Regions from separate parts of the Mus musculus genome. Here region 2 is linked to region 1. A link is a loop called in an ENCODE intact Hi-C map of the cell type or tissue named here. Cell type or tissue: left cerebral cortex. All regions are shown on one strand. Links, peaks and the distances in the headings refer to the core of each region. The heading gives the core; the rest is flanking DNA.

Region 1 (15,883 bases), core at 4,824-12,823:
CCTTAGGTTTCCAAGATGCAGAATCTACAAAAGTTTAAAATAAATAAATACATACATAAGGAGGGGAGCTATACACCAAAGATCGAGATTGTATTCCTGTAAATTAAAAAATAAATTTGATGAAATACAAAATCCAATTAATGACCTGGAAGATAAAATCCCAGATAGCCTCTAGAACACAAGAGATGCAAGACATAGAAACAGCTTAACAAGTGACATCTTCAGAAAAACAGAGAAGACTAAATTAGAAAAGAAAATAGACAAATTTCAACAGGGATAATAGCAAGACAAGAGTCTTTAAAATAAAATGGACTTGCATGAATGAAAGAAAAAAATGCTTAGGCCTAAACACATCAAAGAGCCATTCCTGACCTCTCGCAGAAGGACAAAGTGGGCAGATCAAAGGAAGTCAGTCCGACAGGCTCCTGAGACAATGCTCGCAGGAGCCTGGCAACAGGTCTTTGTGCCTGTCATTGAAAATGACTTTGAATTGAGAATTTTATATTCACATCCTCTGTGGTGAGTGAGGGAGACAAGCCTCCATCTTCCATAGTCAGAAACAAGGGAAGCTAGCTACAGCTCAGAGGATGAGAAAATCTGCAGTATGCTGTTTGATGTTTCAAGGAAGCCAATAAAAGAATGATTTTTCTTTTTAATGTAAAATGTGATGAGGGTTGGGAAAATAGAATACATTTAGTTAGTTAGGCTTACCTGTTGCTTATTTATTGTTGTTTGTTTGTCTGGTTTTGAATTTGTGATGTAGTCAAAACTGACCTTCAGTTCCTGACAACTCCATCTTCCCAGTGTTGTAATTACAAACATGTACCACCACCCTTGGCTTACTTAGCGCTCTCTCTCTCTCTCTCTCTCTCTCTCTCTCTCTCTCTCTCTCTCTCTCTCTCTCTGTGTGTGTGTGTGTGTGTGTGTGTGTGTGTGTGTGAAAATAATTGCATTAGTAGATAAAAGTTTGAAAATGTTACTTAGGGAATCATAACAAATAGAAATGATGTCAGGAAGAATTCAAAAGAAGCAGTGAAGAGAAGAGAACCGCAGCAGAGGCAGCTGGGTAGGTGGGCTAGTAGGTGTCAGGCATCCAGACTGTAAAGCTCCAACCACACTGACAAGCAACTGCTGGCAAACTTTCATATTTGGAAACCATGTAGCGGGCTTTGCATGGGGCCTTGGTAACAGCAAAGTGACCTGAAACCACTATTCACAAGCTAGGGGGGACATTATCTCCATGAAACTTACTTTGGAGAACACTGTTTAAAGAACAAAGGCATGTGCCTGTGCTTGGAGCCCTGGGGACAGAGGGCTCATGGACGATCAAGAAGCAGGGCAAAGGGACTAAATAAGATTCCTTGAAAGGGATGCTGTGTTTCCATAAACCCAGATAAACTACATTGTATCTGCCCATCTCAACAGGGATTAGTGTCTGTTCTCATTAGTTATTTTTAGATTAAAAGCTATCTTCTCATTGAAAACTCGGGAGTACAAGTGGAGTACTTGCTTTCTTTCTGCTCTCTGGGTCTCAGAGGGCCTGAGCAGGACCCTCCTGGCTTTCCCATTCCCACATCCTGGTCAAGTGAAAAGGGCCACACAGTGCTGGCAGGCAACACCGAGCTTACAAACCTAATGCCAGCTTTAAAAAAGCAGCTCCTGCCTAGAATGTCCTCTTGGATGGTTTTAGGACCTAAAATCTATCTTCTTATGGTTAGAAACCATTTTAATTTAAAAATATATGCCATACAGCTAATCCTAATGATTTGTATATATTAGTATATACACAGATACCCTGCATATATACTGTGTAGAAGTAGATGTCATTTTGTTAACTTACTGCTACCTAAGCTCTAGTGTAGACTTCTGATATAACCCCTGCTCATTTTTGATACCCACCAAATGTTTCTGACTAAAATGATGTTTGTGAGCTTGGTTTTGTCCCCTGAAGTATTATTTATTCTTCCCAGCTTTGAATCCCTTGAAAAATATGATTGTGTAAGTTCTATTTATTCATTTTATTCACTCAGATAAAAATGATGACTTAGGACCATTTTTTAAAGGCCACTTAGAGGCATATCCCCACTCATTTCCCCCAAAGGGTCCATCCATCTGCTAATAACTAGGGAGCAGAAACAGCTGCTTCAAAGGTGTAACTAAATCTCACCAGTCCGTATTTTTCTATCTATAGAAAATGTACCAGAGACGCTTTCAGACTTCTTGCTGAAATCCAGGTGTACTCTCCTGGCGGCATCTCCAACATGAACAGAGCTGTCTACTGACTGAAATAGATGATACACACTAGGGGCCAAGAACCTTTGCAGAACTAAGTGGGCATGCCAGCTCTGTGACTTGTGTCCCACAGATGTGACCTTGCCTACATCCCAGATCCACCTTTTCCTTATAATTAAGTCTTCCTTTGAAGCAGCCGGCTTAGTCCACGTGAGCTTTGCTGCTGCCTCTAGAGTCTAGGAATTGGCTCTTGCAGAATTCTGATGTTGCTTTCTCTGCTGGTCTGGCTTGTTGGCCTTTGGATCTCTTTCCTCCCTTTCAATTCTTTTCTACATGACACTTCACCAGGTTATTTCTGAGTGGAAGAACATTGTAGGCACCATTCCTCCAGCTGCTGGAATCTACTTATCCTCTAAGCTCCTGGAAGATGGGCATCCCATACTAAACCTACAGTCCTGAGGGGCTGCCAGTGCCTGTCTCTCTTATAACAATATATTTAGAGAGACTCAAAAGTGGTCTCTGTAAAATGCACACTGTTAAACATGGCTCTGGGGAGCACAGAACACACCCTCTGTTTTGGGGATAAAGGGTGTGAACCAGAGGTGCTGAAAGCTATCTTCTTGTACACTGTGGGAAAGGAGGGAAAGAAGGACAGTATATAACTTGGACGGTATCTTTGTACCCTGGAGACTTTTGACCTGTCCCTGGCTGTAAAGCTCAGTGGGCAGCAAGTGCCCCTCTGGGTGTGTACATGTCAAGTTGGGTTTCTGTCAATCATGATGGGCTGGTTCAAGTCCATCTACAGTGGGAAGGCAGGGTTGGGGAGAGGAAAGTCGATCATAGCTCTCTGCAGTGTGAGTGTGGTGACTCTCTGCTTTATAATCAACCAAATCTGGTGTATCTGACAACATTCCCCTCACTGTGACCAAACACAAACCCCACCCACAATCATGTGTGACGAGAAGGGCTTGTTTAGGGTTGTGGTTTCAGAGGCCTCTGTCTACGGGTGCCTTATTCTGTTGCTTTGGGGCCTAAGATGAGGCAGGACATCAAAGCAATTACGTGAGGTAGAGCAAAGCTTCTTACCTCATAGCAGTGAAGACAACAGAGAGGGAGGGGAAGAAGGAGGGAGGGAGAAAAGAAGAGAGGGGAGGCGGCTAGAGACACTCAAGACACACCCTTCAAAGGCATATTCCTCCAATTAAGTCCCACCTTCCAATAGTCGATCAGCTATGAAATCATTAACAGATCAGTCTCTTGATATATAAAAAGCCACCATGACCAGTCAACTTTGACTACTGTGGGACCAAATCTTTGACTACTGTGGGACCAAATCTTCAACACATAAGCCTTTGGGGACATCTGATATCCAAACCAGAACTCAAATTCCCTCTGACTCAAAGGACTTTCTAAAGGAAGTAAAATAAATGTGCCTGAGGTTTGAGCTTTCGGCCATGGCTCTATCATTGAAGAACAAGTCATGAGAATATCAGCTTCTTCCTCTGGAAGGCAGGCCCGGCTAAGCCCTTCCTCGGTGGGGCTGTGAGGGTTACAAGGATGGGCAAGTTGCTTAGACCACAGCAGGCTCTTAATAAATCACAGCAATCAGCCTTGGGTTTAAGAATGCCGAAAGGTGAAGGAGGGCTCTTCAGGTCCTTTTACCTACTCGTCTAGAAAGCTGAGGCTAACAAATAGCTTAAGATGCTTTTATAGTTGGCGAACTCGATTTATCTCACTTTGGGAGGACATTACAGCGATGCTTCTCATTACAAGTGAGAGCACATTGTTTCCTCTTTAATTCTGAAGGGCAGTGTTAGTATGATTGGTGTCCTTTGTGTAGACAGAGCAATTTCTATCATCCATTTCACTCTCAGCAGAGCAGGGTGCTGTCTCCACACCCCCACCACTACCGGAGCTGGGGCCTCCCTTGTTCTGGGGTTCTGGCTGCCCATTGTCTATCTTAGCAGCTGGCTGCACCTCTTCCCTTGGATACATTGAACAATGAGAATATTAACCATTTTTCATGGCAGTCTGCTTTAACAAGCTCAAGGGCTTTTTATTAACTAGTTCAGAGGGTGTTTTTCTTGCTCAGAATAACTTGGCTATCTCAGAAGCTGCAACTACAATTTTGAAGGACATTTGCTTGCCATTTTCTTGCTTCTCTCAAGGACCTCTCACTGTTTTTTACAAATGCTATCAACGTTCTCTATTCTCATCACATTTATGAGGCTTGAGAAATCAGTTTGCTTTGATTTGCAATTTAGTTGATAGTCCATTCATCCAACCTTGGGGAACTTCTAAAAAACTCAATATGGATTTTATTCAGAATATACAAACAAATGGCAAGGAATTTGGTACTGACCAAATTTTTATAATCATAAAGTATATGCTTTATATGTAATTCAAATTAGTTTTAAACATTTTTAAGCCTTTCAACATTTTATCTATCACTTTCTCTACACACACACACACACACACACAGAGCCTACTTTCTCTTCCAAGAGGTGAGAAAAGGAAAAGAAATGGCAGCTTTGTAGTTAGCTTTGTGGGTAGCTGTAACCACAAGATTGATTCAATGGGAGGAAGACACCGCATCCCAAAGATTCCCTCAGATCAGCTACAATTTGTCATAATAAGAAAGGGAAGATTCTCTGTCAGGAGAGCCAAAGAGCTTCTGTAATACCTTGGGGGAAGAGTGAGAGAAAAAGTGAATGGAGATGGGAAATGTGTTTATTCCAGGAACGCTTTCATGAGTAGGAAGCCCAGAGATAATTTCTCAGGGCACACGCACTGCTCCCAGACACGGCGGAACACCAAACAGTACAGGTTTCCAGTGATTTGGCCCCAAGGGTGGAGGATGGCTTTCTTCTTGCTTGTCTGCCCACAGTGGTAGGATTTGAAGGAAAGTGGTATTAGGATCTTTGACCCAGCACAGAGAAGAGATGCCAGAAAGAAAGACTGCCCACCAAGACAAGTCAGACAGGCAAACAACAGGGTTCTGTAGTCTGCCCCAGGAGCTGGCACAGGAAGCAGCAGAACTCAGCAGTAAGACTCTGTCCTGAGCATGCGGAACCGGAGCTCGGGGCAGGCAGTAGGTGAAGGCGCTGGCTTCTTCCCTCAGCCAGCCAGTGTCTACATGGCTGGTTAGGAAGGAAGTCTCCAGGGTGACTCTAGTTGCTCCTACTCATGCTGACAAGGGCCACTGCACAACCATGGATCTCCTGAACTCAAATAGAAGCCCTACAAGCTAAAAGGCTATTTTTTCTTTCAAGAATGACAGGTGACTTCTACTAGGCCCAAACTCATGATGACTTGAGTAGATGCAAAAGGACCAATCCTTGGGATGGGTAACTTTTACAAATAGGGAAGAGCCAGTGTTTGAGCTGCATATAGACCACCAAAAATATGGGCCAAATTCTAATCCTCCCATAATCCCTTATTTGCAGACCTCAAAATGAGACCGCATTTGGGGGTAGGATTTTTAAAGAGGTTATTGGGTTAAAATGAAGCCTTTGTGGTGGGCCTTAATCCAATCTGTGGCTTTATAAAAAGAGATTGAGACAGACAGAAAAACCTCTGGGGCACCCCTGTGCAGAGGGGTGCCATGTGGGGACACGATGAGAACGTGTTGTTGTGAAATAATTTACTAGGCTATATCAGACTGTAGCAGACTGATGTCAAACTGGCATGCAGGGCCAGCAATGCTAATAGCTGCAGACAACCCAGTCTATACCAGGACCAGCAATGCTATAGGGATGGTCTCAGCTGTAGACAGCCCAGTCTATACCAGGGTCAGCGATGCTATAGGGATGGTCTCAGCTGTAGACAGTCCTGTCTATGTCAGGCTTTAAGGCAACAGAAAAATGAATGAAATATTAAGATCTGTCAATGAATCACAGGAAAAAAAGCACTTGAGATCCGAGGAGAAAATTGTATCTTGTATCCCTCACTGGTCCGGCCATTTCCTTGGGCTCTCGGTTAACTGTTCTCTGGAGAAAACGCAGAAGTGATGGGCTAGTCACAAAAGGACAAGCAACATGGCAGGTGATGCCACAGCCATGTAATGTCAGCATCTCCTGGGTTACTGATACCTCCTGACTTGTAAACATGTCATGGCTGCCAGTCCCCAGCCATACTTTCCTTCTCCTCCTGCTGACCCTATTCTCCCTGACGAGAAAGGACAGATACCTGTCTAAGCTGGAATCGGCTCCTTTCATTGGCTTTTTCTCCCCGGCACCCCTCCTTTCTCCCAGCTCTCTATGGCATAGGACCATGGACATTTGCACCCAGGCCTCCAGTGTTCTTTCCATTGCTTCTTCTCTGCATTGCCCCCAGGTGACTCACACTGTGTCATTACCAGGGGCACAAAATACTATTGTGACCAAAATGAATATCAACAAATCTCACCATAGGCTTTGATTAAGGGGATGGAGAAGGCCATGATATATTTTGAAATAAATTTAGATCAAGGCAACTATATTACTACTACTACTTAAGGATGATGATGATACATGATCAGAGTCATCTTATTCATATTCCCTTGTGGACAAAGTGACCTTGTGGTGGGTAGGGTAAAATTTGGGGATGATAGCTACCCAAATTTAAAATGAGCATGACTTGAAATAGAGCAGGCAAGCAGTTGGGAGTTTGTACTGATATGCCATGAGGATCAGACCACATCAGCACACGAAGAGGAATCAAATGGTTTGATCTGAACCGTAGCATGGTTTGACACAGTGAACAGATTGGAAATCAAACTACGGCACGATTCTGGGATAGCACCATGTATATCTGTTGAGAGAATGAGGTATGTTTTGCCTCGGACATTTTGCCTCAGACATTTTGCCTTGTGGAAGACTTAATAAAAAAAAAAAAAAAAAAGGTCTGTAGTAAATTGCACCATAAAGTTAAGTGAGATCTATTGGGTAAAAATAAGTGAGTTGCAAAGCAGGGGGTTGAAAACAGTGGGCTCGACAAAGATGGGATCTGGACACACTGTCCTCCAAGGTCAGCAGTTGAAGCTTACCCAAGGTTACGGTGACAAAGTGCTCAGTCGAGGCTTGACCTCAATCCGGGCACGACAAATAGCACATTGACATTGTCAAATTATTCCTGCAGATGGTAATCCAGTCACAGATCAGTAACCCAGGCCTCCCTAACTGTCCGTGTCCTTGGCTAAACGGCAGCAAAGGCTGGCCTAGAGCAGCCACAGGCCACTGTGTAGGTGACTGACAGCACATGAAAGCCATCGCCACCTGCCATTCCCTTCCTGTTCCGAGGTTGACAGGGGCTCATGGGGCATCTCACCCATTGGTCTGTGCTCCCCATATCGCTGTCCTGAGCTAAAAGGGAAAGGGCAAAGTGTGTTCCTTGAGTCTCTTAACTGTGTGGGTTCTAGACTGCTCATCAAGTTGGCTCTACAGTCCCTCTGATGGCAAATGGCACGAGTCCTACTCAGTGGAAGTGGGCCAGGGCAGCGTGCTGCAGAGCAAGCCCTAGGGAGAAGAGAATGAAACAGGCTTGAAAACCTGTCTCTGTGTACGAGGACAAAACACACATTTACCGGGAGAACGTGATTGGCCAATGCCACGAAAACGTAATTGAAAGTTTCTCACACACGAGGGAATATGCTGTGGAGGACGTGGCCTCATCTATGCAGAAAGTTTCTGTTTGACGTGAGTGCTCGCTGGTTGAACTGCCAGCTAAGTGGGGCTGGGTCAGTGCTGTGCAGAAGTCTCTGCACATGTACAAAAGAGGATTAAAATGCAATCAGAACTTTGAGAGCTTACTGGTGGGGCAATCTAAAGGGCCATTTCCAGTTGGCCTTGGCAGGGTAGACTGGATGGCAAAGTGAAGGAAAAGATAAGGCAAGAATCTGCTTCAAAAGCCAGCCAGACAAGGATGGGGGACTGTGCTGCCACAGAGCCCTTGGAGAAAGGCAGAATTTCTCAGTCTGCAGCTCCTGGCCTGGGTCCATCCATTCACTGTGCTGCATGTGTTCTGGGCTCCCGAGGCCAGGCCCCAGCCTTCAGAGACTGCGCCAACCATCACAGACTGCTTGCCACGTCAACGCTCAGTGCGGCTCTGAGAGAGCGGCCTTATCTCTCTGTATTTGATTCATTCTTCCAGAAAACCCACAAGATTCCTCACCCCTAACAGACATTCCACTGCTCATGGGAAAGTCTCTGGTCTCAGCCCTCCAGGCAGCATCTTACACGTTAGATTAGAGCTGACTCACAGACAGCTCCAAAGCTGTTCACCACAAGGGAACAAAAGCAGCCAGCTGCCAAAGTCTGGAAACACCCATGGGTCTGGAGCCGCTTGGCTGGCTTGTGGGTCTCTGACACCTACCTGTTTACAGGGGCCTTGGCTATCTTCAGGTTCTTCTCAGCCCAGATCTGACTGCTGGCCTAGGGTCACACAGGATGGATATCTCTCTTGATAGTGACAGCCTGGATCCTAAACCTACTTCTATTCTTGACATGCAGATTGAGGTAATTTCCCCTCCCTGCTGTCTGTCACCCGAGGCTCCCCTCCAGGGAGGACAGGCAGTGCCCCACCTGCTTCACTTAGAACCACTCCCTGTACCTGTTGTCCCATGTCCCAGAGGTCTAGGTCTGGATTCTCCCCGTGCCTCACCCTCTTTGGCTAGGCCATGTATGTATCATCTGTAGAATGGGGAAGACTACACCCAGGAAAGGTGTCCTGCTCTGCAGACACGGCCCCCTTTATATCCCATGTAGCCACTGTCTTCATTGTGGTGACCTGCCCTGTGCTGGGCACTGAGTAACTCGGCTCTCAGATTATTCATCTGCCCTGCATCCTCACCGCTGGCTTGTTCTCAACCTCGATTTCTCTTCTTTGTCCAGGGAAAACTGTTGCTGTACTGCCCAGACCTTTAGCACTTGACTTCAGCCTCCCTTTCCTCTCGGAGCTCTTCCACATTACAAGACCACCTAGCACATACACACCTGGAGGAGCTGAGCATAGGCAGGAAAAAATAAGTCTCCATCAGCTATGGTGGCATATTCTTGTAGCCCAGGCTAGGAAAGAGGGCAGAGGGAGGAGAATCACAAGTTGGAGGCTAGCCTGGGCCATAAAGCTAGGTCCTGCCTTCAAACACATGCACATGTATACACATACACCATGCTATGTACATATGCACACATGTGTGCATGCACAACACATAATGTAATGAATCACTCGTAGTTCACCAATAGTTTCTTCTCTGATCCAATGACTCACTGGAGAAGAATAGCCTCCGATTCTCTTACCTGGTCACAAGATGGCTACAAGGGCCAACAGTGTGCACACAATCACTGACAAATGTGAATTCTGACAGAGGAGACCCACCACCACTGTTAGCCTAAGAGCATCAGATCTATCACCCTCACCTGCATAGTCGATCCAAAGAGAGGACTGAGCCATGTGCTCCTCTTTGGCCCCTCCCTGTTTGTCCTTACACTGCAAGCCACATACAGTATTATAATCACCCATTCTCACACAGCAACAGTATTTAACTCATTTCAGAACAAGCAGAGGTCAAGGATCCTGGAAACAGCTTTACCAGTGACTGTCGGATATGTGAAGAAACGGGAATGAATGAGAGAAGGTTTGGTTTTGTATGCTAACTGCTGGTAGGAATGCTTGATGGGACAGCAGTCTTATATCAGTCAGAACAGCGGCCATCCCATCCCAAGCCCACAGTGGAGGCAGCTGAGTCCCAGCCCTGCCCTGCCCTGCCCAGCACTCACCGGTACGGCTCCATGGTGCGCATGGCGTAGAACAACGCCTCCTCCAGCATCCCCAGGTTGATGCAGGCATCCATGGCACAGTCGAGCACCTTCAGCTGGTAGATGTTGATGTCGGGAAGCCGGTTGGAATTGCTGTTTATGATCGCCTGGCACAGCGCCAGAACCTGCTCCCACTCTGTTATTAACTTAGTTAAGGCCTCATTGTCTTCATCAAGAAAACACAGAAGTGAACAGAGCCGTCTAAAGCATGAAGAGTTTCCAGGCATGGGAGGGGGGAGGCTCCCATTATTTTGCACAGAAGGGCAGCCTGGAAAACGTACTTGAGAGACAAAAACCCATTCAAGTGACATCTTAGCAAAATAAATTCTGTTTAACCAACAAACGAGTCTCTAACCCGGCCTGTACTTTAGCAGAATTAAAATTCCCAAAGAAACAAACAATCCCTCTTCACCCTTGTATATCTTTCCTTTCAACTTAGTTGAGAAATGAGCAAAGGTGTTTATTAAACTGGACTGGAGTTTTTAGTTCAGCTTCCAATTGTTTACTGTGGAATTATTTCTGTTTAAAAGAATCCCTTGGGAGAAAGGGGAAGCATGCACTTGCTTCTGACTCATCCGAGTCCCGGACATGCATGCAACCCAACCTACACCAGTGCACAGGCCTGCGGCTGGTGCAGCTGTCTGAAGAAACACATTTGTTTGTTATAAAACAAGGCGAGCCAAACCTATACTTAACTGAATACATGTATTCTTACTTGAAACCCAAACACTGAAAGAAAATATTAAAGTCTGGGTGTGATGGTGCACGCCTTTAATCCCAGCACTTGGTAGGCAGGGGTAGTTGGTCGTTCTAGGCCAGTGTGGCCTACAGTGTGAGTTCTAGGACAGCTAGGACTACGTAGAGAGACAGACAGACAGACAGAAAGAGCGGAGGGAGGGAGGGAGGGAGGGAGGGAGGGAGGGAGGAAGGGAGGACTTCAGGGACAAAGATGGAGAAGAGCCTGAGGAAAAAGAGATCCAGTGACAGGCCCAAATTGGTACCCATCTCAAGGGGAGGCCCCAAAGCCTGACATGACTACTGATGCTATGATGTACTTACAGACAGGAATCTAGCATGGCTGCCCTCTGAGAGGCCCTACCAACAGCTAACTGAGACAAAAGCAGATACTTATACCCAACCAATGGACAGAAGCCGGGGACCCCTGTGGTTGAATTAGGGAAAGGCTGGAAGATGCTAAGGAGGAGGGTGACCCCGTAGGAGGACTAGCAGTCTCAACCAACCTGGACCCCTGAGATCTCTCAAATACTGAGTCACCAACCAGGCAGCACACACTAGCTGGACTGAGGCCCCCAACACATACACAGCAGAGGACTGCCTGGTCTGGCCTCAATAAAGATAGATAGATAGATAGATAGATAGATAGATAGATAGATAGATAGAAAGAAATTATTAAGAAGAGTTATTTAAGTGTACCTTGAAGAAGGAAACATGCTGTTTTAAGAACAAGGAGACCCACTGCTTAGTAACTCTGACTTTCTGATTAACCATGTGCCAATTAAGGCAGTAATGAGTTTTGTGAGGCTTCGGTGATTTTCCATTCCCCATGCGCTGCTCCATGTTCCCCAGAGTGGCCTCAGACCACTGGCTCCACTAACCCATCTGTCTCAGTGTCCCGAGTAGTTGGGCCTACAGGGGTGTGGTATCTGGTCTAGCTTCCATCCTCACCTTTGCAGACTGAAACTCCATCCTCTTAGAGAGGCAGCTGGAGTCCTGGGGCTTCCTCCACTGGAGGCGCGTGTGTGCACGTGCGGGACTCAGCTGGGGTCATCGCAGTCTGGCACCCTGATGTGTTGACCCTGGGCATCTCCCTGCCCTCTCCCACCACTACTCCGCTTTGATGTTAGAAATCCACTTGGGGAAAACATTCGAAGACTCAAACTATAGAAGAAATGGTACAGAGAGCCTCATCTTCGATTAAGCTTGGTTCAAATCTAAGCTAGTTCCACCCTCCGTCAGAGTTGGAGCTTTGAGACAGTCAAATGCTTTGAGGTAGGCTGAAAATAAAGTGCCCGTCTCAGTAAAAATCAAATAAAACAATGAGTCTTAAAACGGAGGGAAATCTTTTCTTGTCCTCTCATGAGCTAGGCGGAGTTCTCAGGTGTCATGGATACGGCTGGAAAGTGTGCAGAGCACATGGCAGAGATGTACCTTCCTCTTTCCTTCCGGTCACAACCCCTGAGCCTGACAAGCTGAAGAGTAGAGGAATGGAAGACTGAGTCATTTCTCCTCCGTCCCATGCACTTCCCCTAAACTTTGACTCAGGTCCTCTTCATCAGTGTCCTAACACAGCAACCTCACCCTGTGGCCTGTGTACACCCTGAGCCCATGGGTACAAAGCTCCTTTACTCCTCTCCACTGCTGGTGCCTGCATAGCCCTGCTCCTGAAACACCAACAGTGGCACCTTCTAGCGACCAAGCCACACCTGGGAACCAGGAATGTAAGCAGCTCCCAGGAGAGACGTTTCCTCTCAGCTGAGGCACACCACTTTACTCCAGAGCGCCATTTCCTTAGGGAGAATTTCAAGCTGAGGGCCCTTTATGTCACCTCTTAGGGTGAGTCCTGGCTCGGATCCCAGAAGGGGTTCGCGTACTGAAGACAGTGATTTGAAGTTATTGACAGTTGGTGATTTTCCTTTGTATGTGTGTGACACGGACGTTTCAAGTTTGCTGAACGAATCCCCCAGAGGTTGGGGGAAAGCGGTTTCTTAGGCAATACGCTGATTTTGAAACAGATTGCCGTGCTAACCTCTGTGGCTTTTCATTCCAGGATTAGATGTTTGACAAACTGTCAGGAGGAATGGCTGTCTCTTACACAATGCCAGACATTTCTGTGGCAAGGCTTGAGCCTTGTTGTAACATCGCTTGCTGGATCCCCATTGTTATTGTCTTCTCATTTCCATAATGTGCTCTGTCTCATCAAGAGGATGAGGTGGGGTGCCTTGCAAGTGGAAACCAGATGTGATAATCTGTACTCACTCATAGGAACGAATCTAGCCCCCCCACCTCCACCAAGCAGCAAAGGACTTCATACCAACCTCCCTCCACATTGTTGGAAACCATCTCCTGGCAAACAAGGTGAGACTTCTCATGTACACCGCTCCAGGGTCCAGAGGGAGGAAGAATTTTAGCTACAAGTCTCTTCCTAAGCTAATGCAGTCATAGATCTGCTCAGATTTAGCCTTGCCACCTGTGGCATCTACTATAACTGCTCATCTTTTGAGGTGCTGAGCTCTGAACTGAAGGGACCAGAGTGCAGGATGGGGGCTTTCTTTCAAATGCTCCAAATGACTATAGGAGGGTGGGGACAGACAGATAGACAGACATGGGAATGAAGTCGCTTGAGGATTAGTTCAGCTTCTTAAGACAGGACGCCAGAGCAAGGTCTGTGAACATCTAGTGATGCTACTCTGCCTAGCATCATTCTGGGCCGCTTTGTATAAAAACTAACTCTGTGCCCATTCCCGCTAGCTTCTTTCCTCATGGGTGGCATGCTGGCAAGCACCAGCATCACGTCATGTCACCTTCTGTGTATCGTCACGTTTCTTACCACTGAGATGCTCTCCCTCATGGCTTGCCAAAAATCCCACTCACCTCCCCAGATACAGTACAGCTATCACCTCCTTTAAAAAGCCTTAATCCCTGTCTTTGTCTTTGTCTTTCTCCCTCTCCTCTCTCCCCCCTCCCCGTATATATGTATATGTGTGTTTACCAAAGTCTGTATTGCATTATTCTGTTTTGCATGATTAAAATGAACTATCTGATGCAAAATATCACATGAAGCAAAGACAGGCTTGTGAGTTATGGAGGTTCAAGTCCAAGTTTCAGGGGCCCCATTGATTTGGCCTCTGGTGAGGGCACCAGAGGGCACTGGTGGGAGTGGGTGTCAGAATAAGCGTTCATATTTCAAGCCTGGAAGCAGAGACAGGCACAGATGAGGTCCCCTTAAAGGCATTCTCCCAATGGCTTCACAGGAGGCTGTTGTGCATTTAGGTTAACACTTGTATTATGTTAATTGGGTTCCCAAAACTGCAGGAGAATCCCGCCCATGCTGAGGGTCCCTGAGCCCAGTTGATTCTGATTGTTAAACAATGGCTGCCCCATGGCTGGGCAGGGAGACAGAGGTGGGACTTTGGGACTAGTGGGCAAGGGGAATGGAGAGAAGAAGGAGGATTTAGAATCACCATGCTGGGAAAGGAGTAAGGTCCAGGATTGAGAGCTGCAAAAGAGAGGTATATCAATCATTCAAGAGCCAGGGAGGAGCGGCCCCAGCACACACACACCCCCGCACCCACTGGGTCTAGGGCAGCAAAGATGGACTATAGACTTTAGTAAGTAATAACTCAGGAATGTCGAAGGAGAAAATGTGCTAGCCTCTTGGAGGTTTGGGAGTGGCTCCATCACTGAACTGCTTTGGGCATATTAAAATATAAAGCTGTGTGTGTATGTCTTTCATTCGGGAATCCAGGACACTGGAGCGGGTACTGAGGAATATGCGCTGCTGCCACTGGGTGATAATCACCCACGGCCACAGCGGGTCTCACCTCTTAAGCGTCAGCCATAGTCCTCACTAGAGGCACCCTGGGCCTCTGACACATGGATCTTTGAGAGCGACTCATCTGAACCACAGCACCTCGTGCTTGGCATGATTACCGTCCCACTGTGTGGGAGGTGTGAGTGCTAGACTGTGCCTGGTCATTTCTGCCTCTATCACATGGTGGATGAAGACTACCCAAATACCTGGCAGAATCAGTTTCTATGTAAGTCTCATCCAGGTGAGACCGAAAGGCTTCAGGGTCTTCTATGGCCTGACTTCTGCTGTGTAGGACCTCAGAGAACAAGACATCCATGGCAGAAGAGCAACTTCGAGTCTATGAATGCCAACCCAGAGCCAACTGTTTTCCCCATAGCTTCCATCAAGCTGACAGGTGGAGTTTCAAATTCCTCCTTAATTCTGTTCCATTCCTCATAACGAATTTAATTTCTCTACAGGCCGACTTATTAAAGCCATACCCAGACTGAATGACTAGGAGAGTCTACATAGGCTCAGCCCTGTGCTACCTCCTTTCTTATTTTATATTCTAAATTTCTATGACTACAGCCCAAGATCATAGTTGCCTCTGGAGAGTTAGAACATACTCATACACTTTATTAAATTTCGCTATTTACCAAAGCAATAGGGTCCTTTCCTGTGTTCAGCTGCCAAGTTTTATGCAGATTTATGTCCTTCAACTTCTTGCCCCAAATAGAAGACTTTCTATACATTCTTGTTGAAGTTCATCTTCTGGAATTCAATAGCCATTTAAGTGGCCAAGGATCTACTGAGCTCTTGATTCTACTGTCTCTCCTCTGTTTCCCTTCCATCTCTACACATGCTTGGAAAGTCTCTTTGAAGTACTGAATCAAAGGTGCAGGAGACAGAGCCCCCCAGAGTGACGTTTGTATCATTTGATCATCGAGTAAGATGCCTGGATCTGCTAGTATCCAAATATCCTGGCTACTTCTTTTCAAACCCTCTAATGAAATCTAGATGCAAACTTTACATCTCGTAGTAAATCCATACAGCAGCCTGGACGTGGCAGCCTTCTTTTCTATTTCTTATTAACCAACTATGAGTTCATTGCTCAGACTCTTTAACAAACTTACCTAACTACTGATTTCTGTAACTCACAATTAAGAGGAGAACCGCTCACCTACCTATCTTCTCTGTCCTTCACGATTCTCTAACATTACTGATTGGGTAGCTTACTTGCAGATTTCATTCCTGCCTGGGGGTATGGTCAGCACAAAGTGTCTGATGAGCCTCTGGTGATCATTTCATAGTTTAAAGTTTCTTTCAT
Region 2 (15,883 bases), core at 4,923-12,922, 52 kb before region 1:
AAACTCATCTTTAAGACAGGGATTAGGCAAGCCTACAAGGCATTTTCTTAATTAGGGATTAATGGAAGAGGACTCAGCCCATTGTGGGCGGTGCTATCCCTGGGCTGGTCCTATAAGAAAGAGGCTGAGCGAGCCAGGGGAAGCAAGCCAGTAAGCAGCACCCTCCCTGGCCTCTGCATGAGCTCCTGCCTCCAGGTTCCTGCCCTGCTCGTGTTCCTGTGCTGGCTTCCTGGGGTCATGATCCTCCCCATGTTTGCTTTGGTCACGGTGTTGCAGCCCAGGAACAGTAACCCCAAGTTACACATTGTATGATTACATCACATGAAGTTCCTAGAAAGAACTATGCATCTGTACCGCTGCCTAGAGCTGGATCAGGCAGCAGGTACCAACTACAAACAAATAGTGCAGATTTAGGGTCCACAACACAATGATTCAATACCTGTACATGATGTAATGAAGAAATAAAAAGAACACTCCTATATCCTCCGACACTTAGCATCTATATGTCGGGAACCGTCAAGGTCTTCTGGCTGTCTTGGAAAAGAGCACACGTGGTCATATTTAGTCTACATGAAGTCTAGTAATTCAGGAACCAAGAACTTATGACTCCTTTCTTATTGTGTATTGATCCTCACTTTCCTAACCTATCTCTCCTCCTTACCTTTCCACTCTCTGATGAGCACCAGTCTGCCATCTTCTTCTGTGGGATGAACTTACTATAGCCACAGTCTGATCCTAAGCAGCACGAGTAGTTTTAAAACACTAAGGAAGCCCAGTGTCACTCGCTCCCTGCTGCAGGACTCAGTCTGCAACAGTTCTCTCTTCCAACCAGCCATTTCATATTTGATAAGAAGGGGCTATCACACCGTGCCTGAGCCTACAACACAGAAGTCCAGTTCCATATTCTCTCTCTCTTTTTTTTAATTTAATAGACTCCATGTATTTTTGAGTACTTTTTGTTTTGCTTTGTTATTTTTTGTCTTAATAGATTTTGTCTATTGTCTATCTATCTATCTATCTATCTATCTATCTATCTATCTATCTATCTACCTATTTATGTTTCCTGAGAGAGAGAACATGAAGCTGGGTGGGGAGGACTGATGAGGAGCTGGGGGAGGGGAAATTACATGATCAAAATATATTGTATATCTCTCCAAACATCACATGTTGCCTCAGCAAAACATCATGTGCGTCTGCATCACGGGACACAAACAGAAATTTCCACTTCACCTAACTGTTCAGCCATCTCTCCCAGGTTTACTCTTTCTAAAGTATACCATTCTGGAGTTGTAAAGACATTTATATCCTGCATTTAAGAATGGTTAAATAGTTAGCTTACTCAAAGTAATGTAACTTTAGAATGTTCTTTCACTTCTAAAGGAACCGTGGCAGCCACGCTCCTCATATCCTCTCTTCTATCCCCACACTTAGGCAACACTGACCTGCCTTCTTCCTTTATGGATTTACCTAGCCAGGATGTTCATATGAATAAATTCATACAATGTGTAAAAATATTGTATAAAAGATAATAAAAATAAATTAATTTAATTAATTTTATACAATTAGATCATTTTCCACTTTTCTTTCCTTTCTCCAACTCCTCTCATGCCCCTCATCTCCCTCTCAAATCAATGATCTCTTTTTCTTTGATTTTTTCATTATTACATATATATGTACACACACACATACCCAGCTGAGTTCATGTTTGTTGTTTATATATTTATATATGATGACTTCACCTAGTTTTTTTTTTTTTTAAATGGGCTGAGGATCTAAAAAAAAAAAAGAATTCTTAGTTAAATAAAAAAAATATGGCTGAGAAGTATCTCAGAAAGTATTAACCCACCTTAGCAACTAGGGAAATACAAGTTAAAATCTCTGAGGTTTCATCTCGCCCCAGTCAGTATGGCTGAGATCAAGAAAAGAACTGAGAACCCATGCTGTGTGAGGATATGGAGAAGGGACCCCATGTTGGAGGGACTGCAAGCAGGTGCTGCCAGTCTGGAAGTCAGGTCTGAGGAATCCTCAAGATTACAACAAACCTACCACAGGACTGGCTGTACCACTCCTTGGCATACGCCCGAAGGACTCACCATCCTACTGCATGGATACTCGCTCAGCCATACTCATGGCTGCTCTAATCACCACAGCCAGGAATGGAAACAGCCTACATGTCCTTCAGTGGATGAACTGAGAGTGAAAATGTGCATGTGCACAAGTCAGCTGAGAAGAAAACTGAAATCAGGAATGCTCCAGTGAATGGCTGGACTAGCAAAGACTACACTGAGTGAGAAGTGAGGCAGGCTAGACCAGGAAAGTCAGGCGCTCTATGTTCTCTGTGGTTTCCATTTCCAAATCTTCAGGTACGAGTGCATAACCTGGGCTAACTACAAGAGCCATGTGAACAGGGACCTGATGGGGGGCAGGAGAGGGAGTAGCAGGATAAGGTGATATGAAACAAGAAATGGAAGTTGGGAAAGGGGCTCCATCTGTGGAGGAGGGAGGGGGAGGAAGGGAGGTTAATACAGAAGGGGGAGGGGAAGGGTTAAATGACAGCAAACCCGCAAAGTTTATTGATGACGATGGCAGGGGCCATATTATTTCACATTCACCATTCTCTGTTATCAATGAGCACAATCATTTAATAGGTACTGCTTTTATCTATATCTTAAATTTTAAGTAGCTGTGGTACACAATTTTTCAGAGTCTGAGATCGCACGCATAGCATGTAGCTGGGATGGAATTCAAACCACCAGTCCTGACTTCAAAATATGCATGTAATATCCCGATTTTGCATGAAAGTGGATTCTTTTAAAAATGTAACATTTCTCTATGTGATTAAAAAAAACCTAGCCTTTTGCATCAAAAACAAGTAATTTAAAAAGAGTTAAAAGGAGTGAGCTTATTAATGATCTCCCCAGAGTTCTACAGGATTTAGAAAAGGAAATATATCTTTCCAATACTTCAATACTTGAGTCTTCAGAGCTTTTACTTTTCCGTCTGCTAATGAACGCTCCTCTGACAGAGCGGAGGGTCAGGGAGATGCAGCAGCTAACTTCTGCCCCTCCCTAGAACCCAAAATGCATGTCTCCCTTTAGACCCCAGCATTGTATACCCAGTTTATATGCTTCATTATATAACCAGTCCCTACTTGGAGGTTAAAAATCACTCTAACTCCTTCTGTGATTGGAGAAGTCTTTAGAGTCGTGAGTTATTTTCCTTCATACTTTCAACTTGTAAGACTTTTAACAGTTTTCTACAATGCAGCAGACACTTTGCCAGTGTTTTGATGTATTATGTATTTGCTTGTTTGTTTGTGTGTGTGTGTGCACGCATGCGTGCACAGGTTGGTATGTTACAGTGCATGTGTGACTAGTGCTTCCTTTATCGTTAGGGTCGCTTGTGACTACTGCATAGCATGCTCCAGGCTAGCCGGCCTAGGAGCTTGTGCTTTCCGGTCTCTGCCTCCTGCCTCATCAACAGAGCGCTGGGATCACTCATGGACACCACAGCACCTGGCTTTCTCATGGGCATCAGTGGTCAACCTGGTGTCATTAGGCTTGTACCTTCACTCCCTGAAGTCATCTCCTCAGCCGGCAAGCAGTATGGTTTTTAAAGGGCAGAAAGGTGATATGGGAGAGAGGATGGTCCAGTAAAGGGTCCCCCTGTTGGAAGCCATGTGTGTTTTGTCATTGTCTAGAGGAAAATGACTCAAAAATTTAAACATTTCACAGAAGAAGCAAACAATCAAGTTTATTTTATTTTGTTATTTTTGAGTATGTGTTGTGGTGGTGGTAGTGTGTATGTGTTTATGCATGTATGTGTGTATGAACATGTTCATGTTTATCTGTGCACATGAACATTTATGTGGAAGCATGAAGCTGAGGTGTAGGGTGTCTTCCTTGGTTGCTAGAAGGCAGAGACTCTTGATGAATGGAGAACCCACTGATTTGGCTACTCTTATAGCTAGCGTGCCTGGTGACTACCTTCTCTGTCTTCAGAGATTAGAAGGGGATTAGAACGGGATTAGAAGGGGTTGCCATGACTACCCAGATATGTGGGTCTGGGGGTCCAAATTCCAGTCTTCATCCTCACATTGAATGTGCCTTATCCACTGGGCCCATCCTCCTTGTCCAAAGACTGAGTAAAATTTGATGGTTTTGAGAAAACCTGGCAATGTCTTCCATCTTTCCCTCAAGTATAATGTATGGACAGCACGGGCAGCTTGCTATCTGGTATTTACTTACTCCATTACTTATTGGGTGGTGCTGGGAACTGAACTCCGATCCTTGTGAGCACCAGACAAGTGCTCTACACTGACTTACCCTCCCAGCCCTACCTTAAGGACTGAAAGCAGGGAGTATGACTGGCCACATAAGACAAAATTAGCAATCATTCAGTATACTCAGAGTTACAATGGGACCAGACAAGTTAGCTCCATTACAGAACTCCCAATTAGCTATTAAAATATCCACCAAGACACAAGCACAGATTTTAAATATTTAAAGAAAGATTTATAAGTGAAAAATAGAACTCAGACCAACACCAGACAGAGGGGCTGTCTAGTGCCTGAGTCCAGGATGTCTCCTCAACTACAGCTTTGCTGAGTGCAATGGGAATATGAATTCACCAGCCTGCCTGCGTGCTGGGAAAGACCCCTCCCACCCTCTGAATCCAGAAGCAGAAATTTAAGTCTAGACCAAGCAGGAATCCACACAACTGAGTGCTGTGTGGGAGTGGCTTCTGCAGCAGTCGTAAAGCCTTCTCGCCCCATTCTCTCCTCAACCAACGTGGACCTTTACTCTAGGCACAGACTGTGACTCCTGGGAATAACAAGGCAGAGAGAGGTGGGCAGTGGGAGGACTGAGAGGCTGGGTGTGTCAGCCTGAAAACTGATACAAACCCTGAGACAAATAATATGACAAGACAGGGCTAATAGCTAATGCGCCCTGGCAGAAGGGCATTTTGGATGCTTGCTTTTCAATCTACTTAGAGAGGCATGGCAACAGAAGATTCCATTTCAGTCAATAAGTTCCTAATAGACAAGAGTACATTTGACTACAAGAACTAGCTATACACCGAGTGTACTCATCCTCTGCCCACTTACAGATCTGATGCGGAGAGTCAAAGAACACTGGGAAAGGGCATTGGATCATGATGCCACTGGCAATACTGAAGTCTGAATCTTTTCCCCTAAAACGGATGCTAACACAAGGATGCCCACGGTCTCCACTCTGCTCAACTTAACTCAGTGCAGAACTGCAGTCAGTGCAGGAAGATGGGACAAGAGGGGGACACAATGCACACGAGAAGGGACACAAAGTCTTTGATTATAGATCATATGATTGAAAGTAGGAAATGGACAGAAAGTATCAAGCAATTTTAAAAATCATCCCAAGATGCCAGGCTTGGTGGCACAAACCAGCAACCCCAGATACAAGAGAGGCTATGCTTGAAGACTGTAAGTTCAAGGCCTGCCTGGGATACAGACTATCTCAAGGTCGGACTGGGCCACCTCATAAGCCTCAAAATAAAAAGAGCAAAGAGGGCTAGGGATGCAGTTTAGCAATAGGGAATTTATTTAGCATATGAGAGACCTTGGACTTGATCTTTGGTTCAAGAAAACAAAACAAAACAGAATGTTCCTGAAGTCAACTGAATTTAATAAAGCCAGAGGATACAAATTCAATAAACACAAACTAATACATATATTTTATCTATAACATGAGAATCCTAATCAGTGGGCAGTTAAAATTACTTAAGTATATATATATATATATATATATATATATATATATATATATATATATATTATGTTTTAAAAATTCTAGGTATGGCATGAATATGTTGAAAAGTGACATGATGCAGGTTAAATCAATCAGCACTCTAGATACAATGGAAAGCCACACTGAGTTCATGCACTGATATAGAAAGGCACGAACTCCCCATGATAGATGTTTGGCCTCCACCAGGCCAAACAATTCTTATCAAAATCCCAACATGAGTTTCTGCAGATCCACAGAATTCTAAAACTTGTACAGAAAGGCAAAAGACCCAGAGTACACAACACAACCTTCAAGGGGAAGACCATCAGGGAGCCCAACTATCCAACTATCGATTTCAGAAGAACAGTAACTGAGAAAGGGAACAGGCCTGTGTTCTCTTACAAGTCCTGGGTATGTTTATTCATGGCCCTTTGTTCCCAGGCTTCCACTGACCCCTGGGAAACCCAGCGTGGTAGGGATATATGCAGGGACTCCCAGATTTACAGCTAAACAATATGTGCTCCAATTACTCATGGCTGTTCAAGAAACCACTCCCAAATGCATAGACGTAAAACAATCAGCGCCCTACACTGACACACTTTGTATATCTGCATGTCAGAGTGAGTGTAGCATGGATAACTCGTTCCGATTCTATCACATCTGGAACCTCAGCGGGATGACCAGAGTGTCCGGGAGTGTTTCAGAACAGATAAAGGGGGTTCTATCACTCACACAAATGATTCTACTCGCACATGCAATTTTTCTAATGTGCCCTAGTGTGCTTCCTCCTGGGGGACCAAAAGGATAATATAGAGTATTTCACAAGCATCCCTTATTCCTAATTCCTATCTGTGGTTGGGTGATTCCTTCTAGAACACTCATATTTGACGACTGCATTTATCTAGGTTTATAGGAAGTTTCCCTTTTCATTACAATTACTTATTAACAAGGGATTTACTAATGTGGGAGGGTCATGGGTGGGTGCCAAGGCACAAGTGTGAATGAAGGTCAGAGGACAACTTGTAGGAGTCAGTTCTCTCCTATCACATGAGTTCTGGGGACTGAACTCAAGTCACTAGGCTTGGCAGAAAGTGACTTTACCCACTGAGCCAGTTTGCCAGCCCAAGTTTCTGTCTTAACAATTCTTGGAGACAATAGTGTGTTGCTACTTAAGCTTGAGATTGACAGTTGAGAGCAAAGCTCTGTAAAACTCAGCACTGCATTGAAACTGGTGGCAATGCTGGGCCAGTGGAGGTAATGGAACCTTAAGAAGGTAAAGAGGGTTACAAAAACTGGGCTTCAGTACCAGGGCCACTAAGTTATCACAGTGGGCTTAAGTGTGTGCTTTTAAACTCTGAAGCAATTTCAAAGCCACTAATTCCACCGACCACTAGTAACACTTGGGTGATTTATTATCAGTTATACAGAAGTGGAACCTGAGGTCCCAGGACGCTGTCTGCAAGTCAGAGAACTGAGATCCGAACCCAGCAGTTCTTCTTTCTATCCCATCTCGGGACCTCACTAACCCCTCCCCTCCCCACACATTTTGTTGTAGGCAGCTCTGTGCACTGGGTTAACATATAACATTTCCGATCAGTTTCAATAGCCCCTAATATACCCTGAATCTGCTAAGCATGGAAGTCCCCACAGCCCAGTATTACCCGACCACCAGGAGTCCACAGGCAGAGCCGAATTCATCACTCACCTGAGAGAAAAAGAAGCGTGTCAGAGAAACGTGAAACCAATGAGTCTGCCAGTGCGGTTGTTTCCTACAGAAAACCCAGAATCTAGCATCCGAGCAAATAGCAGAACACTGCTGTTGCCAATTGTGCTTCTCTTTGTAACACTATTTGCAGAAAATATTTATGACACTCTTCTATTTTCTCTGCACAAAATCAGAGAAAATTGAGAAGTGCCAGATTACATTGTCTTCAAAAATCCTGTCGTGGAGTAACTCAGCGTTCACAGGCTATTCTCTAAAGGCCCAACTGATCGCTAGCAGGCTGGTGGAGTAATAGAATTTGCTGGAAGGGGCGGGGAGGGGCAAAGGGAAGTGTGTTCATTAGAACAGCGTCTTCACAATGCCCATTGCATTCTCATTACTTTTCCAGATCACACACCATCTCCTGGGCAGAGCCATGGCCTTGCTAGGGATATTTCAGGGATTTTACTGTTGGAAGTGGGTTTTTTAACACTTGTGCAAATGACTGCTCTTCTTGTTCTAAATGGCTCGCTTCTGCTGGCAGGGAAAGGCATTCTGTCTCCTTCTCTCTAGAGTCCTCTGTGGCTGCTGTTTGCATAGAGTTCCCATTTCTTTGCACTCCCATGATTCCACAGTAGCGATGCCGCTTCCAGCCACTGTGTCAAGTCCAGCCCTGATGCTTGGCCGGCTCACATCAGCATTTTGCAATGAGCCTCATTTGTCTTCACTCCCCTCCATCCCTTGCTTCCTGACAACCTTGCTTTTTCTCTTTGGGCTGGAGACTTTCATAGTGCCTTTCTTATTGCCTTCCCCAGGGCACTTTCCCTTGATGAACATCTCCCAGCTTCCTTTAGATGGCTGAGCTCATCAAGGCCTTGGAAAAGGTTCACTTGTTAGGTGAACGTCATTTCTCCACAGCTGGGTTTTCAAAATCCTGTGGGGTACTTGAGAGGTTCTAACAAATATGGCGAAAGGCATCCAGCAGGCAGAACGAGCCTAACCCGCCGGGACAGCCCGAGAAGAGAAAAAATTTTTTTGGTTGGGGACAGGTTGATATAGATAAATCAAAATTAGACTGAAAGTGAAATAGAATATTTGGGGCAGTGGGAACAGCAGGCACAAAACCCTGCTCCTCAAGTGCCTACGAAGGACTCAAGAAATAGAATAAATAGGCAAGAGTGCCCTGAGCGCGGAACATGGATGTAGAAATACCACCATTATGCCTGCCGTGTGAATCACACACCGCACTGGATGCCAGACTACTGAGTCAATGAGTGGAGCTCAGAGTGATCTACTGCTTTGGCGCTATAGGTCCAGGTAAGAGAGAGCCGGAATCGGTCCCGAAGGTGACTATGCTACCTCTGCCTAGCTCCAAGTCGAGCCACCCTGAGCATCTGGGAATGCCAACACTTCCAGAAAACCCAGAGCCAACTACACACACACACACACACACACACACACACACACACACTCGTGTTTCTAGCCAAGGCCAGGCTAAGTTTAGAAGCAGTCAGAGCAGGGACTTCAGGCTTCCCCTGGAGTCGTGTGCATGGATAGTGCCAATTTTAGTTAAGATGGCTGGACATCTTCATGGACCACAAATTCGCTGAGCTAAAGCTCGAGGTCCGACCTGGAGTTAGACCTGGACTGCAGCCTGCTTCATCTCATCAGCACGCCTACTGGTTTCCACTGTGAAGTAAATGCACTTCCTGCTCAACTCACTCTATATTTCTGGACAAATTATTTTCCAGGGAAAACAGAGGTGGGTTAATTATTTAAATGTGGATGTTGTTGTTGTTAGGAGGATCTAAGAGAGGGGCTGCAGTGGGAGTCCTCACCCTGCCTGTGCACATTCAACATGATGCACCATGAGGAAGCCAAGTCTACACCAGATGTAGGGCCTCCCAGATACCCCAGAACACAGACACCTCCTTAGTCTGGTCACTTTTCTCCCTACCCACAGCGGATACCTTTGCTAAATTGCTCCAGGCATCTAATGGGGAGTGAAGCCAGGAAAAGGAAACTGGTATTTCACCTAGGAAGAGAGAGGTCTGTCCGGCACAGGAAGCGTTCTTCCAAATCCCCCATTGGGCCCCAAAGTGCCACTTGGAATGCTTGCTAATGCAAAGGGCTGGTTTATTTTGTGAACGCCAGGACACTGCAAAATAGCATATGAAAACTGCGGGAGTCCCAAAGTCAGGGCAGAGTGGCACTGTGACTTTGTCAGTAACTGAGGTTTATATGTTCATTGTCTGTGTTTTTCTTGAGTGGGGCCATGGAGCAGGGCTCTGCCGGGCGGATTATCATTTTCTGAAGGTAATGAGTTTACCTATCTCTTAGAAAAGAAAGGGAGAGAGGGGTTGGGGGTGGGGGGTGGGGGAGACTTGTGTGAACCTCCTGTGAGCATCGGGAGGCACCGGCTCTGCAGAAATTCAATTTATTCCTCTGCTCCTTTCTAGTCTCCCAGCCAGACTGTTGGCTAGAGCCACTCATCCTGTGTTTTGGAAATCACTGGAAAATCCTCAGCAGAGACCCCATGTGGCACTGCCAGCCTTATCCTGAGGCCTCATCTTCCTTCCCTGTGTGTGGTTATGTTTATGTCCCTCCAGAATGCCCGCCACTTCCCTTTCCTCAGAGCCACTCCCTTCCTCCCTAGAAGTTCTCACTGTCAGGCTCAGTGACACAGGACCACCTGATTAGACTGCTTCACAAAATGTCTAGTTTAGACGGGTGGAAAGAGGGGGAGAGAAAGAGAGAGGGAGTGGGGAGAGAAAGAGTGAAGGGGGGCAGGCAGAGACGGGGGAGGTGAGCAGAGAATCCTACCCATAGGCTGGATTATTGATACAGCTAAGACCATATCCTAGGACCCTCCGAGGGGTTTAGACATTCATCCATTTCATTAAGAAGTTGTTATTTGTTGCTTACAATAAATTCCTGTTACAGGAATGGAGGATGGAGGCAAACATTACTGTGGACATTAAAATTCACAAAAGTTGATGACTTAGCTTAAGTCACATAACATAACATACTGCAAAATAAGTCTGTATTTTAATGTTTTTTGGGGGGTGCTTAGAGCTATTAGCAGGGGTTCTCTTTGCTATCAGATTTCTAGGTTTTTATGCTTAATCTTCATGGCACAGGAGACCCCAAAAGAGGTGCGTTGTGATGATGGGCAATAAGCAAGCTCCTTATTCAATCTAGGAGGCCATATTTCCATCCTATTAACCCCTCAGGAACATGGGAGTTTGACGTTCTACTAGTTTATCCTTTCCTGGAGGTACCAGATCAATGGGGCACAAAGTGAGTCTGTCAAGATACTGCTAAGCAATGATTCATAAACAGGTCAAATAGTCTGTAGTTAGCACATAGCTTGGTTTTGTTTGTTTGTTTTTAATAAATGTGACCCTTGTAGCAGAAAGGGAGCCATCAAGCAGGGGTTGGCGTGGGAAGGTACATAGGACACTCACAGGGCTCCTCTGGCTTTGTCCCCTCACCTCTGTGGCTACTGCCACCCAGGGTTGGGATGATGATGAAATATGTCCCCTCATAGCTCTGACACACGGAGCAACACTCCCTGGCAAAGGCTTGCTTTCCAGAGGTGCAAGCAGCATGCTCTCTGTAGTCCTGTTCAGGAGACTTCCACCTGCTGCCTCATTTCTGGCCAGGATGGAGCAGTGCCAAAGCTCTCTGGGAAATGACCAGTGACCTACTTACCACAGGTGTCCCGATGTATTAAGACTTTCAAAGCTCAAGCTGTCACTTTCCTTATGTATGTATGTATGTATGTATGTATGTATGTATGTATGTATGTATATATGTATATGTGTATGTATGTATGTATGTATGTGTGTATTTAATGCACACATATGCCATCACGTTCCTGTAGACAACCACGGCCAACTTGTAGGTTCTTTCCATCTACCCCCAGGGTCCCAGAGATTGAAATCAGGTTGTCCTGCTTGGTCACAGCTTCCTTTAGCATAACTCATTCATCACATGGACCACGGTAATTTTTATATGGCATACACCTGTGCCTTTCTTTTCCCTCTCTTTTTAATCTAGTAATAAACTTGTGTATGTGTGTGTGTGTGAGTGTGTGTGTATGTGTGAGTATGTGAATATGTGTGTATGTGTGAGTATGTGAGTGTGTGTGTATATGTGTGAGTGTGTGTGTGTATGTGTGGTGTATGTGTGTGTGTGCGTGTGCTCTCGCAGATCCCTGCAGAGACCAGCAGAAGGCACCCGATCCCTTGGAGCTGAGTTACAGGCAGTACTGAGCTGCCCACTGTGGGTGCTGGGAACTGAACTTCCTCAGGAGGAGCAGTCAGAGCTCTTAAGCGCTCAGCCATCTCTCCATCCTCCTAGCTACTTTTAAAAAATGATTTTTGCAAAGATTTTTCTGTTTGACTGAATTCCTCAGTGTCATAATGCAATTTAATATATAAACATTGTTTTGTTTTGTTCTGTTGACTACAGCTTTCAGATTAATCAGTTCTATTCAACTCTCCCATTCTCGTTTTAATTGATTGGCCACTCACTCCAGAAGGCTCTGTTTCTCTTTAAGTGTTTGCATTATATTTAGGACTTTTAGTCTACTGTTTTGTTTTCATATGGAATGAATTTGCTGCTGTTGGTCGTTCTGACTGTCCTTGATGCTCTCTGAAGTGCAAACGTCAGAGTTCTTTGGAAAGTTGTTGGACGGTGTTTTGCTGGAGCAAACACATGCAGGAGTGTTTTCCTGAAGTGGACACAACTGAAAGCACGTTTTGCTAAAGCAGACATGTGAAGGAACATTTTAGTGAAATAGACACAGGTGAAAGGCTAAGGCAGACTTCTGAAAGAACATTTTACTGAAGTAGACACAGGTGAGAATATGTTCTGCTAAAGCAAGCACGAGAAAGGACACGTGATAAAGGATTCTTCGCTAACCACACAAATGTATCCATCTGCCTCATATGCACTGTTGAGTTCCATTTGTCAGGACTTCATAGAGAAACACACACACACACACACACACACACACACACACACACACACACACACACACACAAACTTCTGGTGGTGTGCTGAGGCTTCTTGCTGCTTCCACAGACTCGAGCTGATTGGATTGGCAGAGTGATGTCAGCTCAGACAGGCGCATGTGCTGAGGCAAGACCGGTGAAGTACACGTGAAGTTTGGAGGGAGACTGGACCGACAGTGAAGGGGGTGAAGCTTGGGTTGCTTGTATAGCTTCTTGGTCTCCCTTTGCTGAGAGAGACACAGCAGAGACGTTCTCCTGGTGTCGCTCTTGGTCCCTCCTGCTGACTGGTGCTGACTTGGCTGAGGCCTGGCTGTCTCTGCTAGGTAGCGCCACTGCTGCTGCTACCCTGACACTACTGAACTGAACTGCAGGCATATTCATGAAGTGTCTGCGAGTGGATCAAGCTGCCACTGTGTATCCTTGAACTGAACTGATTTCCTGGCAGTGCAGATGGGATTTGCTCCAAAGAACCATTCCTAAGCAGACCTACCTCCCTCATATCCTTTCTTTTCCACGACCTCTGGTGGGTGGTGGGCTAAAAGGGAGATTAAAACGTTTAAGAGCCATCATTAAAAGTAGGCTTTGAAAAATTAAAGTTACAGCTCTCTTTCCTTGTCATGAACAGAATCTCTGGTGGTGGGTTGAGGTATCCTACTCTCAATGACACAGATGGAGACCTGTCACTCAGGTAGAAGGTATCTTGTCTCTGGCCTGGATCAAGCCACATCTGGATCAGCTTACATCCGGATCCTATACCCCCAAGGACACACACAGGCTTCACAGGAGTCATAACTTCAGGGCCAGCAGCCTCCTGGCATTAGCACCTCCCAACACGGGTGACGTGGCTCTCTTACATCCCACTTCATACAGTGCACATATAGTAACCAGCACAAGTCAGGAGCCAGGGTGCCAGGAATCTCACTGTTGTCACACAGGGCCAAGCAGCCAAGGTACAGGCCCCATCCCTGCTTCACCGGTCTCTTCTTCAGCCTGACTGTTCATCCTGTTATTGGCTCTGGCTACACCTTCCCGCTTACCATTGATCTACTTTGCCTCTTGCGGCTGAAAGAGGGTTCTAATTGTGCCGTGAGACTGAGAAGCCCTCTGCCCACTCTGATTGCATCTCATCCTTTGACCAATGTGTACCAGCATCAGCAACTCTTAGTTCCGTGGTCCACCTGGAATTCTTTGCCTCAGGACCACATGCTCTTTTCAGCCATTCTCTTCCAGTCAAAACACCATTCTCTCACAGGCTTGTTTTCTGATCACTCCATCTTAGTTGCTTCCAACTCCAAGTAACTGATCAATTTTCTTCAGGCCACATTACAAACAATCACATGTCCCCCACATGGCAGAGACAGGCTTCCATCCTTCTGAAAAGCCCTACACATCAAGGACATTAAAGTTAATGCACAAACATGAAGGCCAAGGGTATCTACAGTGTGCCAACAGGGAGAGAGGGGAGGGGTAGGGGGTGGGGGAGGGGGAGGGGAAGGGGGGGGAGAGGGAGAGGGAGAGGGAGAGAGGGGGAGAGAGAGAGCGAGCGAGCAGAAGCACACTTCTTGGGATGGGATGTCTGACCTCTCTTTCAGGACTTAGATGAACAGATTATCTGGAACTTAAATAATTACGTACAAGAAGCAAAGATCCTGCTGTGCCAACACTTTACTGAAAATAAAATGCAATGCAGATTTACTACACAGGACTAAGTAGGAGGAGGAGACATCTGAATGGATGGTGATAAAAAGGTCTGGATTCTTTTAGCAAAGTGGAGCCCGATCCTTGTGAATCTGCACAAGAGTTCGGAGCAATGGCTGATAGCACTGACAACTAGAAGGACAGCACTAACCCCAGGAAGAGGCTGCCTGTAATGAACTGTGCTTATCTGAAGCTACCGCAGGTTGAAATTCAGTGAGACTAGATTGACAAAATGCGACAGGCACAGATGCTTAAGCATTCTGTTGGGATTGACAGTGAGTGTCCCGGAGCCTCACTCTCTTCTGCAAGTCCCCTGCCATCAAGAGATCCTGTCTCATCTCAAGCTGGGATTCCTAAGGAAATGACCATCCGGGTTATCTTTTGAGTTCTAAAGGAGGTGGATCCAGAGAATGCAGATGTTTCTTACTCAAGGACTGCTTCCTCTACCTTCTAGAGAAGTCTACCATCTTCAGAAACTATGTGGCTTTTTGTGACGTGGGTTCAAGGATGCTAAGCGGCTTGGATTTGCAGTCTGGTGCACAGAAACCTGGTAAGCTTCGCTGACCACTCACAAATGCCAAATGTTTCTCGGGGGAAGCAAGTTAGTCTAGAAAATGGAAGAATTCCTACTTAAAAAAAAAATGCAGCTCTCAGCTAGTATGGGCTATTTCAAAACCTAGGAGGCTCCTGGGGATTCTCAGATCCAGCTGTTTGAAGTGAATGCAGCAGCCCCCGGGTCCTTTCTTTCTGTGACCTGTGGCTTGGGGTCAGTGGCTTTAGCAAGCATAGCCTGAAGTTTAGCTTCCTCTGTGCTCACCATAGAGGTGAAAGCTTCAGTCTAGAAGTCCCTCTCCTCCCCTTTGAGCGCAGAGTGTCTGGGAAGCAACACAGTGAAGAGCAAGTTTATGTAAGCGAGCATATTCTGCATTGGGACGTCAATCCCTCGAGTGGACGGGCCACATACCGCACACTGCTCTTCATGTACTTTGACCCCAGACAGTGACAGAGGAGGCTCTGTCTGTCCTGCCCTAGATGAGTTTCTCCTTGATGTTTAATAATAGGCCAGCGAATCACCAGAGGACTGCTTGTGGGGCACCTCACCTAGATCTGTGTGCTGGGACTCACAGAAACTATGTGGGTCGCTGGCATTACCCCACCACTCTGAGGAGTCGTAACAGATCCCCACGGAGACTGCTATGCAGCTTCCCTCTGTGATGCGACCTGCTCTGAACCATTTGTCTTGACCATTTCCTTCACGTCTTGTTCTCAAGGAGCCCTCTTCCTCAGACCACAGGCGGGCACGTGGATGCCTGCCAGCCAAGAGCAAGTCACTCTCAGCCCAGTGCTCCCTATGAAGCCAATGGCCAGAGATGATGAGTCCCGAGGAATAAACCAGACAGGAATAGGGCAGACCCCTGAGGAATGGCCCATAGGGAGAGGACAGAAGCACAGAAGAGATTCTCTGTAGCCTTGGAAAATGGCTGCCTAGTTTACTGGTAACAAGGTCCTACCGCTGCAAACTGAGCAGGTGGGTCAGGGCAGGAGGGGTAACACATGGAGCTGCTTGGGACCCCAGCACTGCTCAGTTGTCCTATGCTTTTGCTATATAGTTTCCAAGGCCCTCTGCTTGCAGGTGACAGTAGAAAACCTGTCATCCCCAGGTTTTCCTGAATAAGACACCAGTTTTTCATACTCTT

Evidence for each region. Peaks named below come from ENCODE experiments on the same cell type or tissue, not always from the same donor. Only the 100,000 strongest peaks of a DNase experiment are listed, where the experiment ranks them.
Region 2: it touches region 1 in a loop (1.9-fold over the local background); 2 of 42 quality-filtered maps call a loop at or near these places.

The regions. Positions count from the first base shown.
Region 1 is chr1:179,033,751-179,049,633 of GRCm38, forward strand. Smyd3 (SET and MYND domain containing 3) reads right to left here. Exons shown (of 12, transcript NM_027188.4): 10 at 9,987-10,161. Among named protein-coding and RNA genes, the nearest start is that of Gm46249, 270 kb to the left of the region's middle. In left cerebral cortex, for the core only: no CTCF peak of the experiment used is centred there; DNase peaks (open chromatin) are centred at 8,259 and 8,428.
Region 2 is chr1:178,981,605-178,997,487 of GRCm38, forward strand. The region is part of intron 10 of Smyd3 (SET and MYND domain containing 3); the gene reads right to left. Among named protein-coding and RNA genes, the nearest start is that of Gm46249, 210 kb to the left of the region's middle. In left cerebral cortex, for the core only: no CTCF peak of the experiment used is centred there; a DNase peak (open chromatin) is centred at 8,007.